Linked DNA regions of Homo sapiens: region 1 is linked to region 2. Evidence: chromatin loops called from intact Hi-C (ENCODE). Cell type or tissue: heart right ventricle. All regions are shown on one strand. Links, peaks and the distances in the headings refer to the core of each region. The heading gives the core; the rest is flanking DNA. Region 1 has its middle 22 kb from the start of SPATA45. Region 2 overlaps VASH2 (vasohibin 2).

Evidence for each region. Hi-C counts contacts between places; a loop is a spot of excess contacts. Peaks named below come from ENCODE experiments on the same cell type or tissue, not always from the same donor. Only the 100,000 strongest peaks of a DNase experiment are listed, where the experiment ranks them.
Region 1: it touches region 2 in a loop (2.2-fold over the local background); 80 of 110 quality-filtered maps call a loop at or near these places.

The regions. Positions count from the first base shown.
Region 1 is chr1:212,821,284-212,829,967 of GRCh38, reverse strand. It overlaps the pseudogene RPS5P4. Among named protein-coding and RNA genes, the nearest start is that of SPATA45, 22 kb to the left of the region's middle. In heart right ventricle, for the core only: no CTCF peak of the experiment used is centred there; no DNase peak of the experiment used is centred there.
Region 2 is chr1:212,979,019-212,987,702 of GRCh38, reverse strand. All of the region lies in intron 7 of VASH2 (vasohibin 2), which reads right to left. Among named protein-coding and RNA genes, the nearest start is that of ANGEL2, 33 kb to the left of the region's middle. RefSeq lists enhancers at 5,712-5,861, 5,972-6,191, 8,024-8,073 and a silencer at 7,442-7,736. In heart right ventricle, for the core only: no CTCF peak of the experiment used is centred there; DNase peaks (open chromatin) are centred at 5,083, 5,649, 6,515 and 7,562; H3K27ac peaks cover 2,583 bases.

The DNA of each region.
Region 1 (8,684 bases), core at 294-8,293, 160 kb after region 2:
TTTGAGACAGAATCTTGCTCTGTTCCCCGGGCTGGAATGCAGTGGCATGATCTCAGCTCACTGCAATCTCCACCTCCTGGGTTTAAGCTATTCTCCTGTCTCAGCCTCCTGAGAAGCTGGGACTACAGGCGCACGCCACCACACCCAGCTAATTTTTGTATTTTTAGTAGAGATGACATTTCACCATGTTGGTCAGGCTGGTCTTGAACTCCTGACCTCAGGTGATCCACTCGCCTTGGCATCCCAGAGTGCTGGGATTACAGGTGTGAGCCACCATGCCCAGGCAATCTTCTCCTTAGTAATCTAAAATGTTTAAATAATAGTTTATATTTGTTTCTATAACTCAATGGAATATATTGACCAACCCCACTGATCAGGTTGAAGGCTAAAAAGTTAACACTTGCTTATAAATGATAGATTAACTTCCTCTGTTAAAGTTATGGTTTTGATTATTTGAATAAGGAGATATTTGAGAGGCTAATATAAGGTGCCTGTAGACAGGGCTTTCTGTTACATTACGTTGTCCATCCCCACAGTGGTGATGGTTAGAATTATCTCATGGCCACATCCTATTTGGCTACTATCACCTCCGTTTCATTGCTTCTTGGATCACAGTCTCTTCAAATCACTTTTTTTTTTTTAGACGGAGTCTTGGTCTGTTGCCCAGGCTGGGGTGCAGCAGTGTGATTTGGCTCACTGCAACATCTGCTTTCCAGGTTCAAGCAATTCTCATCTCAGCCTCCTGAGTAGCTGGGACTACAGGTGTGTGCCACTATGCCAGGTTAATTTTTGTATTTTTAGTAGAGACAGGGTTTCACCATGTTGCCCAGGCTGGTCTCGAACTCCTGACCTCAGGTGATCTGCCCGCCTCAGCCCCACAAAGTGCTGGGATTACAGGCATGAGCCTCTTCAGATCTTAACTTGGCTTATGTTCCTTTGTGTGGTTAAGAACCTAGTCCATATGCCAAGCAGAGCACTGCCTGGCCTGGAACCCAGAGCTTCTTGGCATTTGTATTTATTTCAATAAGACATTCACTTTTTATTTGGTTGCCCTCTACTTCCACAGGAAGCTCAGATTCATAGAGAGCCAAAGCATTCTGATATTAGAAGGGATATGGATAAGCCAGCTGGCTTAAAACCCTATGTCAGTCAGGACTATATAGTAGGGCACAGTGTGGATAAGACTCATCAACCATGAGAAAATGTTAAAAATAATAAAAACAAACGACACAGAACTACAGCTAATTTTTCACTTCCCAAAAGGCAAATACCTAGCCAGGCAGTGGTGGCAGATACCTATAGTCCCAGCTACTCAGGAGGCTGGAGTGAGAGATCACTTGAGTCCAGGAGTTCAAGGCTGTAGTGTGCCAGGATCATGGCTGTGAATAGCCACTGCCCTCCACCCTGTGCAACATGGTGAAAGTCTGCCTTTTTTTTTTTTGACACAGGGTCTCATTCTGTCACCCAGGCTTGAGTGCAGTGGCATGATCATGGCTCACTGCAGCTGGACTTCCCGGTCTCAGATGATTCTCCCACCTCAGCCTCCTGAGTAGCTGGGATGACAAGTGTATGCCTGGCTAATTTTTGTATTTTTAGTAGAGATGGGGTTTCGCCATGTTGCTGGTCGTGAACTCCTGGCCTCAAGCAATCCGCCCTCCTCAGCCTCCCAAAGTGCTGGGATTACAGGCATGAGCCACTTCATCCGGCCTGTTTTTGTTTGTTTGTTTTAAAGCAAATACCTAGTGTTAATAACTAAAGGATTATCCTGGCACAGCTGTCATGGGCACCTGCAGAAGACATGAGGCTCCTGGTTCAGAGGCAAAGGATTTTACTACTTAGAGCACAGCAAGGAACACAAGCCTCTTGTTGGGGTCAGTTCCCCTTGCCCTCCCCCACTCCCTCAAGATCCATGGGGCGATGTGAAGATGTCCAGGTAGATGCCACACACGCAGAGGTTTTGCCTCATAGCTGAGGAATCCTGAGCTTAAAGAAACCCAACCTTTGCCCAGAAAGAGACATTATCTTCATTATAGTGGATGGTAAACAGAGCTGCCCTCTGCTCCAGAGGGAGTCACGATCTTCCAAAGAGATTACCTGAAACAAAGGTCGTCAGTGCTTCTGCTCCCTAGATGTGCAGAAACATGGGAGTCCTGTAGATAATTATCTCCCCACATTCAGAAGCTCAAATAAAGACTATCAAATACAGTATTATTTCTTTGGCTCTAGCTAGGATGAATAATAGGAAATAAACACATAGGTTTTGGTAAAGGCGTGTCAGGGTATGGACGGTACATTTCTTTTTCTTCTTTTTCTTTTTGAGACAGGGTCTCACTCTGTTGCCCAGGCTGGAGTGCTGTGGGGTGATCACCTCTCAATGCAGCCTCAACCTCTCCTGCTCAAGCAATTGCCCCACCTCAGCCTCCTAAGTAGCTGGGAAGACAGGTGTGCACCACCGTGCCCAGCTAATTTTTTTACTTTGGCTATGTTGACCAGTCTGGTTTCAAACTCCTGGCTTCAAGCAATCCTCCCACCTCAGCTTCCCAAAGTGCTGGGATTACATATGTGAGCCACCACACCCAGCTGGACAGTACAATTAACACATTCTCTAACCTCAGCTCTCTCCTAACCCTATCCACCCTCCCAGCTGTGTGCCTCTGGTTTTATAGACCTACTTGTGACTCTCTGAACTTGCCTTATTCCGTTACCTCCTCTCTACCTAACTTCAATTTGTGCAAGATTTAATTTGATAACACCTCCTTCTGGAAACCTTCCCTCACCCCTGATCCCACTGTTAAATTTATAGTGAACCCCAATTTTCTCTTCAAAGAATCAGTATGTTAGCATGTTTTGTTTGTTTGTTTGTTTGTTTGTTTGTTTTGAGACGGGGTCTCGCTCTGTTGCCCAGGCTAGAGCGTAGTGGCGTGATCTCGGCTCACTGCCAGCTCTGCCTCCTGGGTTCACGCCATTCTTCTGCCTCAGCCTCCCAAGTAGCTGGGACTACAGGCACCTGCCACAACGCCTGGCTAATCTTTTTTGTGTGTGTGTGTGTATTTTTGTATTTTTAGTAGAGATGGGGTTTCACCGTGTTAGCTAGGATGGTCTCAATCTCCTGACCTCATGATCCACCCACCTCAGCCTCCCTAAGTGCCAGGATTACAGGCGTGAGCCACCGCACCCAGCCTGTTTTTTTTTTTTTTTTTTTTTTTTTGAGATGGAGTCTAGCTTTGTCACCCAGGTTGGAGTACAGTGGCGTGACCTTGGCTCACTACAACCTCCTTCTCCTGGGTTCATGCAATTCTCCTGCCTCAGCCTCCTGAGTAGTTGGGATTACAGGCATGCACCAATACACCTGGCTAATTTTTGTATTTTTAGTAGAGACAGGGTTTCACCATATTGGTCAGGCTGGTTTTAAACTCCTGATCTCATGTGATCCACCTACCTCAGTCTCCCAAAGTGCTGGGATTACAGGCGTGAGCCACCACGCCTGGCTGAGTATATTAGTATGTTCAGCTCTCTTATTCTTTGATTCTCCATTTTAAAGCTTAACTTCCTGGTTCTCTTCACCCCCTTGCCTCTGGTTTCAGTAAACAACTCTCCCACCAGTCCTAGTTAGTAATTCACATCTGTTCCCCTGGTCACCTGCTTCATCCTGACTCATTCCGGTCACCTGCTCTGACCTGAGTCATGCCTGGTCACCCAGTCTGACCTAAGTCACCTTAGTTACCTGTTCCTAACCATCTTTCCCACCAAACTACTCACGCTGCCACTCCGGCTCGTACTCCTGCTCTTTTTAAAACAGCCAATCGGAATTAGCTTAGACTGTGCTGTCCAACCTAAGCCAATAGGGGAACGACACAGCAGTAGGAGCTACCTGCATCAGGAATAACTCCTTCCCTTCCCCTGTCCAGGTATGCTCTCACCATTGTTCCATCTGTGAAGGGCACACTTTCTGCAGAAAGTAAAAATTGCCTTGCTGAGAAAATTAAATTTATGTTGGAGTGCTATTTCTTTGCTGCACTGGGGAACAAGCATTTTGCATTTCTAACACCACCTTAGGCATTTTCTACTTTATCCTCCTCTATACACCCTACAACAGTCTCAGGCTAAAACCAGAAACTCAAAAGTCACAAGACAATATATCCATTGGGACTCTGACCTTACCTGAAATGGCAGAAAGTCCACATGCTCTCTACCCCCTCCCAGGAGTGTTTCATATCTGTCAATGCATGGGTTTCCTCAGTAGCACTAAATCACAGACACTTTCCTCCTTTTCTGCCCTGGCTCCCTGCAAAGCCCAAAGGCAGTCTGCTGGCGGAATTCCTTCTTGCTTGGGAAGGTCAGTCTTTTTCTATTTCTAAGGCCTTCGACTGATTGGAGGAAGCCAATCCACTTTACAGAGGGTAACATGCTTCACTCACAGTCCACTGATTTAAACGTTAATCTAATTTACAATATACCTTCACAGAAACATCTAGAATAATGTTTAACCAACTAGCTGAGTAATGTAGCCTCACCAAGTTGACACATCAAATTAACCATCACAGAAGCTGTCCCCCAAAATAACCCTTTACCTTATACTGGGGGATTCTCTGGCATCTGAAAGACCCAGGCCAATGCTCGTGATTCCCAATTCCCCACTCTCTGAATTCCACTGGGGTGGATGGACTCTGGCCTTGCCCGTGCCCTTGAGAACCAGAGAGGAGTAGAGGGGGCCCCACATGAAACTCATTATCCTCAGCTCTACCAGGTGGCTCAGGAAATCCACAGGGCAGCCTTGGTAGGCTTCTGGGAAATTTAGTAAAGAGCAAGGCTGACTGGCACTCTGGAGGAATTGTAAGAAATTTGCTATTTGTGGCTGGGTGTGGTGGCTCATGCCTGTAATTCCAGCACTTTGGAAGGCCGAGGCTGGAGGATTGCTTGAGGCCAGGAGTTCAAGACAAGCTTGGGCAACACGGCGAGACCCTGTCCCTAAACATAAATTAATAACATTTAAATAAAAACAAATTTTGTGTCTGGCTACAATGGCTCATGCCTGTAATCCCAGCACTTTGGGAGGCTGAGGTGAGATGATTGCTTGAGCTCAGGAGTTCAAGACCAGCGTGGGTAACATGGCGAAACCCTGTCTCTTCCAAAAATACAAAAATTAGCCAGGCATGGTGGCTTGTGCCTGTGGTCCCAGCTACTTGGGAGGCTGAGGTGGGAGGATGGCTTGGGCCAGGGAGGCAGAGGTTGCAGTGAGCCAAGATGGCGCCACTGCATTCCAGCCTGGATCGTCGCTCTGTCAAGTGAGACCCCATCTCAAAAAAAAAAAAAAAAAAAAAAAAAAAAAAAAAAACCCACACAGAAAAAGAAAACCAAATTGCTATTTTATTAACAGTTTTTGATCTTTCTTTCTCTTTCTCTTTCTTCTCTTCTCTTCTCTTCTCTTCTCTTCTCTCTCTTTTTCGTGGGGCTGCCCCAAAGGGCCTCACGAGCACCTGTGGACAACAGCCAGATGGCCTGATTCACACGGCACAAGGGGGACACTTCCACAGCCTGTGGTCTCACGGCCCAGGCTCGGCTCGCCCAATACGTATGGAGTCCTCCCGGGGACCACTGTTGATGATGGCGTTCACCAGGACCTGCAGAGAGTCCTCTCCTGTGAGCAGGTGAATGGTCTCGAAGGCATGCTTGGTGATGCGCAAGGTCACGAGTTTCTTGCAGTTGTTGCGGCATCATGGAGTGAGTGCGGCACTCCACAATGGGGTGCTGAGCTTTGCGGAAGCGTTTGGCGGCATACTACCCTGCACTGTGAGGCAGGTGCTTGGCATACTTCTTCACTGCAATGTAATCCTGCAGGGAAATGTTATTGATCTGCATGCACATCATGGGTGCTCCACTTCCCAAAGAGCTTGATGTCTGGGCTCTCTGTCCCCGCAGGTGCTATTGTCTCCCATTTGGTCCCTGAGGGCACAGCCTGAGCATCTCTATTGTTTGGCGTGGACCGCGTGCCGCCCTGGCACAGACAGGAAACTAGATATTTCAATGATCGTTTTTAGGCTTCTTAAATTACATCAATAATAAATGTTTCCATTTGGGTCCCAGATAAGAAAGTGAGAGGAAGCAGATTCAAATGACATTTGCATGTAGAGTCCTTCTATAGGAAGCTACTGATTTCAGAAGGCCCCTGTTAAAATGGGCTTCCCTGATAATATGTGTTAGTCAGTCCAGTAAATTTCTGTTTGGTGACAGTATTGCATTGGCAAGCTTTGTTGTGGTGGTAGAGGTAGCTGTGTGACACACCTCAAACCCAGAGAGGAACCTTGGGAAATGGGGTTATTGGAGATCTCTTGTGACCTTTGGGGATTGGGGAGAAGTTCCCCTAGGACTTGTTTTGTGTGGGGTTTTGTGCTACAATTTCACAGACTCGATTCTTTGTTTGATTCCAACGGGTGTATTCTTTCTGGTCAAATTAATTCCTGACTCCTGACTTTTCTTCTGAGTTTCCAACAAAAGGATTTTTTTTTTAACAGAGTCTTGCTCAGTCACCCAGTCTGGGGTTCAGTGGCTCGATCTCATCTTACTTCAACCCCCACCTCCCGGGTTCAAGTGATTCTCGTGCCTCAGCCTCCGGAGTAGCTGGGACTACAGGCGCACCCACCATGCCTGGCTACTTTTTGTATTTTTAGTAGAGATGGGTTTCACCATTTGGCCAGGCTGGTCTGGAACTCTATCTCAAGTGATCCTCCCGCCTTAGCCTCCCAAACTGCTGGGATTACAGGCATGACCACAACTCCCGGCCTCAACAAGAGGGCTTTTTATAATGACAGGAGTATTACATAAACAGTGAATTGTGGCTATTGATGAATTGCAAGGCATAACTACCCCTAAGGGTTTAATGGCTCAAGACCATCTCTGGGGTTGAGGTTAAGCAATTCCTGGAAAATTCAAAGTTCTTATTCCCTATCCTGACATTTTAAAATCAGGAAAGAAGCCTCAAAATACATGAAAGATGGGAGGGAAAGAGAGGAAGGTAAGTTTTGGTCTTGGGAATGGTGGAGTTTTGTGGACTGATTGCCTTCCCTATCAGTCAGAGTTTAGTTTCAAGAAACAGAAACCAACCTTGACTAATTTAAGCATACAAATTTATTAATATATTAGGTAGCTCACATAATCTCCAAGAGGGCCAAAAACCAGGTTTGTAGGTTATAGAGCTAGAAACAGTGCCCCAAATCAGGTCACAAGGCTGGTCCATGAAGACTCACTGCCTTGGGACACTAGATACAGCTACTAGGATCAGTGCCACCACTGCCTCTGAAAATGGGTGCAGCTGCTACTTCCCACACCAGCACAAAGTCCCATGCAGTTGGTTTCTTTATATTCCTGGCTTCTGACTCAAAATCTGGGCTGTGTACCTCTGATTGGTGGAACTTAAGTCATGTATTTGCCATAATAGTGAGGAACACTGGGAAAGTAAATATTTGGCATTTTCAGTCTCTAGGGTGGAAGATGGGTCCTGCCTCATAAAATGAGGGCTTTCTCACTTTATTATATGAAAAGTAGGCCCAAAATATTAAACAGTGTTCATTGCAGTGTATCCCTTGGTTGCCTCCAAGTCAATACATATCCTTCTTGCCATAAGAATTTAAAATGCTTTCACAAGTATGATCAGCATCTTCCATATCCTTCCAGTGTCTCATCCTTTAAATTAATTGGAATTTTGCTGCCTGGAGACCTATGCAGGCTATATAACCAATCCCAGATTTCCCTCTCTTCCTTCTTTCCTATTTTCCTTCATTTTCCTAAGGGTCTCTTGATGACAACTACTTCAGGGTATTGATTTTCTCATTAAACAGGGTTCTTAAAAATGCAAACATCATGACTGGGCGTGGTGACTCACACCTGTAATCCCAGCACTTTGGGAGGCCGAGGCGGGTGGATCACCTGAGGCCAGGTGTTCGAGACCAGCCTGACCAACCAGACGGAGAAACCCCGTCTCTACTAAAAACACAACGATTAGCTGGGCATGGTGGTGGGCACCTGTAATCCCAACTACTCAGGAGGCTGAGGCAGGAGAATTGCTCGAACCCAGGAGGCGGAGGTCGCAGTGAGCCAAGATCGCACCAGTGCACTCCAGCCTGGGTGACAGAGAAAGACTCTGTCTCAAGAAAAAAAAAAAAGGCAAGCATCAGAAACAAAATTTGGCTAATTTATTATTATTATTTATTTATTTATTTTTTTAACAGAATCTTGCTCTGTCACCCAGGCTGGAGTGCAGTGACACGATCATGGCTCACTGTAGCCTCGACCTCCTGGGCCCAAGCGATCCTTCTACCTCAGCCTCTCAAGTAGCTGGGAACACAGGCATGTACCACCAGGCCTGGTGAGTTTTTAAATGTTTTGTAGAGACCGAGTCTCCCTATGTTGCTCAGGCTGGTCTTGAACTCCTAGGTTCAAGTGATCCTCCCGCCTTGGCCCCCCAAAGTGCTGGGATTATAGGCACAAGCCACTGTGCCCAGCCAAATTTGGCTAATTTAAGCAGAAAAGGAATTTACTGAAGGATATTGAATAGTTCATAAAATTTCCAGGAGGGATGACAAAACAAACTCAAGCCAGTGTACAAGAACCATAGAGACTCCACTGCCACAGACACTGGGCATAGACTGTGTGGCTAACACACTGCCACCTTCTGCAAGCTAGCCTCA
Region 2 (8,684 bases), core at 319-8,318:
TCAAGTTTAGGATATTCAGTATGGCTAGTGAGTTCTAATTCAAAAGTTTCACATCCATTTTTGCAAGAAAAAGACATGTTTAGGTTACACATAAACCTTGTTTTTGTTTTGTTTTTGTTTTTGTTTTTGAGACGGAGTTTCGCCCTTGTTGCCCAGGCTAGAGTGCCGTGGCACAATCTTGGCTCACTGCAACCTCTGCCTCCCCAGTTCAAGTGATTCTCCTGCCTCACCCTCCTGAGTAGCTGGGATTACAGGCATGTGCCACCACACCTGGCCAATTTTGTATTTTTGTAGACATGGGGTTTCACCATGTTGGTCAGGCTGGTCTCGAACTCCTGACCTCAGGTGATCTGCCTGCCTCGGTCTCCCAAAGTGCTGGGATTACAGGTGTGAGCCACCGCACCCAGCCGAACCTTGTTCTTAAGTATTAAAAAAAAAAAAAAAGACCAAAAAGAAAATATAATTGTTAGAAGGTTTCTTATTTTATGCCCTTGAAAGATTTCCTAACAGCTAATGGTTTTTCCCTGGCATAAAAGTGGTCCAACTAATTCAATGTTGATAGAACTAGAAATCAACAGCTAGCTTCTAGCTAAAGCACAGCTCAGTGAATGGCATTAATCTCTGCCAGCAATTCCACTACCCCTTTTCTCTCTCTCTCTCTCTCTCTCTCTGAAATGGGAAGGAATAGTCATCAACAGTCTGATCATTCCCTTTGAAACCTGACTGCTCAAGGTGGTCAAGAAACTATCCCTGACTAGGCCCTACTCAAATAACTTGTAACCTTACTTATCTGTTGCATGGGCCTTATTTCTTAGCTTGACCATGTGCCCTCCTTTATCGGTCAGGAATTATGCCTCTTATTTCTTTGTGTCTCTCCCCATAGCGACTGGGTCATACACATGATGCTAATTAACACAGCTGACTGCCAGTAGAAATCCCTACACTTCAGTGTGTAGACTCTGCTCATTGTATCAGAGCTCAAGGCTTCCATCCTTCAGGGGATGGTGTCCTCCAGCCTCTGCATGCCCTGGAGATTAGCTATTCCCTTAAACAAAGCCACTGCTACAGGCCTGGAGGAGTGGCCCCCAGATGACACTATGAGGACCATTCTTGGATTGACAGGAAAAGGAACACATGTTTGCTTGGGGATTCAAATTTATATTCCTACCCTAGCCCTCAGCCCACTAATGTGGACAGAACTAGGGTTCTTACACACAAGTCAGGTTTAAAGAGTCCACATGCATCTGGTTCTCTCATAAAGCCTGAAGTGAGCCTCCATTTTGTCTCCTTGCCTGAGGTGGTGTCATCTTTACAAATAGCTAATTTGAGACTTTCTCAAGTAGACTCCCCATACATTAGCATCAGCCTGATGCAAATGTGGTTAGAAAAGTAAATCACTGCTCCACAGTGTGCCCCACTTGTAGAAAATTCAGCAATCAAAAATTCAATTTGCCTGCAGGATAAGGCAAAAGGATAAACCTGCAGTACCTATGCATTCCTTGCTTTAGAAAAAGATTAAATGCAGGTCATTTCCTAGAGCTAGTAAAATATTATTTCCATACTACCTTTCCTGGTTTTGTAATTAGGTAAGCATATATTTTTTATCCAAATATAAACTACATTTGTATTAGATTTTCATAACTGATTTATCTAACGATCTGTGTGCAGCAGCGTCTATTAGTTGCCCCTCAACATCCATTCTTCCCTTCTTTAGTATAAAACACCCGTCTCCCATCCCTGATTTTTAGTTAGGTACATAGCTGCCTTGAATACAAAGTACATCTTCCAGCCTCCCTGTACCCACGCATGGCCTCAGACTAAGTTGTAGCCAGTGAGATTTACATGGAAGTGTGGTGTGGCAGTTAGTAGGACACGTCTTCAAAAGACAACTGGTATGTGCCCTTCATCTTTTTCTTTCCTTTGTTCTTCCTGCTGATGGGAACATGGAAGCGACGGCTGGAGTGGGGACCTCAAGATGGTCTCTAGGGCTGGGCACAGTGGCTTAGGCCTGTAATCCAAGCACTTTGGGAGGCTGAGGTGGGTGGATCATTTGAGATCAGGAGTTTGAGACCAGCCTGACCAACATGGTGAAACCCTGTCTCTACTAAAAACACAAAAAACAGCCGGGTATGATGGCGCATTCCTGTAGTCCCAGCTACTTGGGAGGCTGAGGCAGAATCACTGGAACCTGGGAAGCGGAGGTTGCAGTGAGCCAAGATCGTGCCACTGCACTCCAGCCTGGGCAACAGAGTGAGATTCTGTCTCAGAAAAAAAAAAAAAAAAGATGGTCTCTAAAGATGGCAGCGCAGCAGGAAGCCCATTTCCACCTCTGTTGAGCTGCTTTTACATAAAAGTGAATCATGGCTGGGTGCGCTGGGTCATGCTTATAGTCCCAGCACTTTGGGAGGCTGAGAAGAGAGGATCACTTGAACCCAGGAGTTTCAGACCAGCCTGGGCACCACGGTGAAACCCCATCTCTACAAAAAAAAAAAAAAAAAAAAAAAGCAAAAAAAATTAGCCAGACATGGTGACATGCGCCTGTAGTCCCAGCTACTTGGAAGGCTGAGATGGGAGGATCGCTTGAACCTAGGAGGTGGAGGTTGCGGTGAGCTGAGATTGCACAACTGCATTCCAGCCTGGGCAACAAAGCAAGACCCTATCTCAAAAAAGAAAAAAAAAGTGAATTATGTTTAAGCTACAGCTTACACCTAACCTTAGCCAAACCTGATCCACTAACAGTGGGTGCTAAGTCAACCTGAGGAAGGTTACTGTGTGGAGTATGGAGAACATGCTCCTAGCAAGTTCTAACTCGGGAGGAATGGCCATAGTCCAAATGAAGTCAGGAGTCATACTCACTTCTAGGAGTCAGTCTTCTTCCCTGTAACCCTGCAAACTATGTAGGACCTAAGCCATGGTAGCTCTTTAGATCTCCTGTTGTCTCTGAAAATTAAGCAGTGCATGTGCTTAACAAGAGACTGTCTTGTTCCATGGTCCTTGTAGGACCTACCAGTTAGCTCATCCGAGTTTCTGAAGCTTTCTTACATATGTTGCCTTCCTGGCCTGGCATCTTCCTCAACACCAAGTCACACCTCTCCTCCTTCTGAAACTCTAAATATGCTGCCCTTCATATAAGAAAATAAGACACTAGCTTCACAGTATTTTCAAGTTGTTGGACTAGATCTGCACTGACCTGTTATCTCTCCCTCAGTCCTGTGCCCGACAGTCTCTCCTAGAAAGTCAGTGGCCAGAACAGCCTACAGGGTAGGCTCAGGGAGAAAACAAAGCCCACCCGCTCATCCCTGTCATGGAGGCTCACTGGGATCACTGCAGCTAACTAGCCACAGGCCTGCCACCTCCTCGAGAAGCCACTTTTTGGCCACTCACCTTAATTCCTCACTTTGGAGCCCCTCAGCCCATAAATTTTTTGTAGTTTGTGTGTTTCTTAAACTTCACTCTTTACCATTACCTGTGTTCTGCTATTGGCACATTTGAAAATAGATGAAATTTAATTTGGGAACCTTTGAACTCCTTTTCTTAGTCTTTTCCCTCGCACTTGCACCAGTTTTCCCATGCCTTCCAGGTACCAGGAAATCACCATTATAAATAGCTTTTATTTATTAGACACTTAACGATGTGCCAGGCATCATTCTAAGAGGTTTCCGTGGATTAATTAATCCTCACCATAACCCACGGGGTTGATACTGGTACTGTCCATTTTATAGAGGAGATAATGGAGGTACTGAAAGGTAGGGAATTTGCTCAAAGCAAAGTCATGCAGTTAGCAAGTGTTGGAGCCAGAGTTGGTCCCCAGAATCTAGAGCCCACACCCTGAACCACAATGCAAACTTCACCCTTCCTCTGCCACCTCAAAGCATCTTTCCAAGCATCTGAGAAGGACACCATGGCCACTCCTGCCTCTGCACCTTGGCTTATGCTGTCTCCTGTCTAGAATGCTCTCCCCAACATCTCCACATCCTTAGAAGGCAATCCCAAATGTCACTAACCTCAGGAAGTATTTTCTGACTCCCTACCATCACAATCCACTACTTGCTCTGTATGCTCTGGCATTTTCTTTGGTACATTTGCTATGGCTTAAATGTGTCCCCAAAAGTTCATGGGTTTGGAAACTCGATCCTCGGTGCAGTGGGGTTGGGAGGCAGGGCTTAGTGGGAGGTGTGTGGATCCGGGGGCATCACCCTCATGAATAGATTAGTATTTTCTCAAAAGTGGGTTCTTATAAAAGGATGACTTTGGCCCCTTTGCACACTTGTGCTTGCTCTCTTTCTTTCCTCTCTCCCTCTCTTTGCCCTCTGTCATGGGACAGTGCAACAAGAAGGCTCTCACCAGATGTCAGCCACTTGATCTTGGGTTTCTCAGCATCCAGAACCATGGGCCAATACATTTCCTGTTCATTATAAAGGACTCAGTCTCAGGTATTCTGTTACAGCGACACAAAATGGACTAAGACAACATCTGTTCCAGAATCCTGCCAATTCATAATCATTACACCTGCCTCAGAGACTGTGAACAATTTGAAAGGAGGGACCAGGGAAATTCATCTATGAATCCCACTGTGGAATACGTACTTATCAATCAAATTCTCACTAACATGTAAATGGATGATAGTGAATCATCTGTTACCTTTATCATGGGATATTTTATTTTAGAGACAAAGTCCTAAGCCAGGAATTCAAGTTACCATGACAACATTTTCAGAATTAACAAGCAGGAAGAACATTTATTTTCCGTATTGGAGTGGGTTTGCTTTACCCCTGAAAGCCATGTGGGGAACCTGCCTACTCATTAAGCTGAATGCATCAACAGCTTGAGTGCTTCCAAAGGAAAGGGACTAGGTCATCTTCTTCTTCTGTATCCCCACCCCTGCCACCTTCCACTAAGTACCCAGAACCCAGGAGAAGAAAAGGGCTAATACTGACAGAAAATGAGCTAAACTGAGATTCCTGGTGAACTGCCCAGAAGATGAAATCCTTTTCTTTTACAGCAACCGTGGCTGCAATCTCCTTGGCTGGCATAGGGCAGAAGTAGGTTATCACAGCATGCCACCTGCCTGTGGGGCCCAGCCAGAAATGTCATTCAGTCCTTGCCAGCTCATCTCAGGGCCAGAGCTGGGTGAGCTATTGTGTATAGAGAGGACTCTTCCAAGTGCTCCCCCAGCTCTAATTAGAATATTGCAAGGGGGTTTATTTTTAAGAAACACGAGCACTAGGATGATGATTCAGCCGGGTCTGCACTTGCCCAGAACCTCTCATCGGATCCAGGGTTATTATTTTAGACTAATATATTTCTCCAACCCCACCTCCCTGCCATCCTCCTCCAAACAAGGCAAAGAAATGAAAGAATTTTCTTTTTTCAAGGTTCTCCGGCAACATTTTGTTTTAGGGGAAAAAGAGTAGAAAACTTTACTTTGACTCACTTTGCAGGAGAAAGGATATCCACATGCACAGACAGTCCCAGCCTCACCTGTTGTGACGTAAATGGACTCAGAGTGAACTAGGGTGAAAGCTTGATGGCCTGGCCCCAAGGCTACACTTAACCCCAATGACAGGTCTGCATTCCCGGAGCCAGCTGGACGGAGGGTGCTCAAAGCAGGAGGTAGGCTAGGGAGAACAGGGTGGTGGTTCCACAGAGAAGTTATTCTGTCAAAAATCCTACTACTCTCTGCCACTGCTATCTCAACTTTGACAGCTGCACACCAAGTCCTTCACACTCTGAGGCAGCCTCAGTGCAGAGGAGGAGCTCGGCCTGACCAGATGGTGCCATCTGTGCAGCCACAAGAAGCCTCAGAACCAGAAAGTGATGGAGTGGAGACATGACCACATCCCAAGGCTGAACATGCATAGGGGTGTATCTGGGAGAGATGAGGTTTAAGAAAAGAAACAGGACGAGGAGAGGAAGTTCACAGGGTTCCCTCAACCACCCAGTCTCTCTTCCGCACCTCTGACTGAGGGCCATGTCTGGGTACGTGTGCCGGCAGGTGCTCACCCTCACACAGAAACACAAAGGCCAGACTGGCGGTACAGCCTGCAGGCTCGGGAGTCCAGGAAGGGAAGTGTGGGAAAAGTGCCACTGTAAACGTTAGACTCTTAATCCCGGATGTTAAGAATGTGGAAGAGATTAAACCAGGGGTGCTCTTGGCCCAGCATTTACAAGTTTAAGCAAAGACCCCAGGGCCACCCTTCTTGTGGAGTCTGGCCAGAATCAGGTCAGACCAGGCCCCGATTTAGGATTCACGGCCGGTCTGGGTAGGCCGCAGAGGCAGAGCATGGCCTCAGCTGGACGGACACAGGGAAAGGGAAGCTTCATTCACACCTGTCACCTTCATTCCAGGCCAGTCCGCTCCTCCCTCACATTCCTTGCTTCCCCTGATGGAAAGCACCGGTGCTGGCAGCTGCCAGGGCAGACAGCTGATGTTGCTATGTAAACAGAGGCCTCAGCCAAGACGGATTCGGCCCAGAAGAGATTTTTCAGCCGGTGCCCATCCCTTTGAGCCCTCCCCAGGCAGGAGACTCTGGCCATAGGCCAACTGTTGGAGATTCCAGGGCACAGTTTCCAGGCTCTGATGTCACTTCTCCTTTCCGGGACAAGAACCCCTCAGCTCTAGGAAACCTCACCCTGTCTGCCCCTGTCTGACCCTATGTGACCCTGGGGAGCTCACAGAGGCTCCTGGCTCACTCTGCCTGAGGTGGTCTTTTCTGATGAGGCCCATCATTCCATCTTGGTTTCTCCAAGCATCCCTGGAGACTCTGGGCCATATGAATTTCCCTGGGGGAACTGACCAGGCAGTCACTGGAGTAGAAACTGCCCCTTCACCATCTTGGCGGTTTAGCTTTTCCCTTCGTAGCCTTCCTAGTGTTCTTTTTTGTTTGTTTGCTTCCCTCTACTTTCCACCCTAAGGAAATCTCCTTTTCTCACTGGGGATATTTCTCATTTGGGATCTAAGGAGAATTACTTCTTGGGCACCAGTCAATGTGATTAGACCATGGAATCAAATTTATTTTCAATGACTTCATTAAACAACTTCTGCCCTTACTCAACCAGATGTCTGGACATACGTAATCCTTCCTGACAGAATGCAGCAGGAATTCCATTGTCCAGCTCAAGGCCCTGCAGTGAAAGGAGATGGGCTTTCAGGGCTTACTAACCTCTGGGACCCCCAGGGTGTCCAGCAGGGCAGACAGAGCCCGCTGGAGCCATGAACTGCCACAGAGATCAGTGATGAAGAAGGGAAATCAAAGAGGAAGAAAAGGGGAGGCAAAGAAAGGTGACCAGCAAAGAAAACAGGAGGAGAGACAGCAGGAAAAAAGCAGCCACACAGGGGAGAGAAGATGAAGAGGTTCTCATGGGTCCTCAGGAACACTGGCCTCCATTGAGAAGAATGTTTCACGTGGTCACTCTGGCTGCAAAACCAGAAAATCACTATCTGCTCACTCCAATTCACCCAGGGCCAGCTCATAGGCAGCAAGCCAAGAGTCATGAACTGTCAGAAATGGAAAGGACCTCGGAGAGCGCTGAAGCTTCCCAGTGAGGGCGCTGTTGGCATTTGAGGTGGAACGGTTCTTTATTGGGCAGGGTGGTCCTGGGCTTTGCGGGGCATTTACCATCTCAGGCCCCCGGCCCTAGCAAGGAGCCTCCTCACTTACCAAGATGTGAGAAGCAAACGCTTCCACCTCCCACCACACTTCTAACCCTCCTCTCCCAGAGCTGACCCAGTTGAGAACCCCTGGGAACACCCCTTAGTGAAGAGCTGCAAGGGTTCTGAGGCCCGGGGCTGGGAAGGAGTTGGTTTAAGTTCACAGATGGCCTTTGAAACATGAATCTCAACCTCCCTCTCCCTTTCTCTTTACGAACCACAGGAAAAAACTTGACAATTCAGTGTAGTAGGTGCTTTACACACTCCCAGAGGAGCAGTGTGAGAAAGGACCCGTGGGTGGAAGGGTGGGGGAGTCCTGGTTTCCCTCTTGAAACTTGGTCTCAGCGGATGCTACGCAGTCATCTTCACCTGCCCTCCCCCTCGGCTGATTCTTGTCAACCCAGTGACACTGATCCTCCTCTCGAAAGGGATTATTTAGACAAGTGCAAAAATGGAGAGGAATTCAAGGCTGGAAGTCGCTCCAGCTGGAGGGAGGAGGTGGATGGGGATATAATGCCACTAAAATTATCCATGGCAGACAGGGACTGGGACCCCACAGCTGATGGGCCTCTCGCCTGTTATGGTAATTTTCCACCCTTTGGGCCCCTCCCAAGCTTCCTCATGACACCCAACACATTTAGAAATGACGCGATGGCCTTATGTAATGCTGACAGAATAGCACAGGGACAGAGTCACCAAACCCTAGTCCTGGCCATCTTACAGTAAGATTCCCGGAGTTTGTGGAGTGATTGGGTCAAGACCATATTTGTCACTTTCTCATTTCCTCGCCAAAAGCAAGATTACCTAGAGAAAAGGCTGCTTGGCGAAGGCCATGGGTGGAAGCTGAGAAGCTGCTTCTCTCCAAACATACCTCCAGGAACACAGCTGTCCTGAGTTCTAGTGTGGCAGAATGGCGGGAGCTGGAATCTAGAGAGGGAAGCTGGGGCTTGGCGCTCCAGTGCTTGTGGCCTCTCACAGCTCTTCTTCTTATTCTCATGTCCTGCACCTCTCTTCCCTCTCCTCCTACACAGTA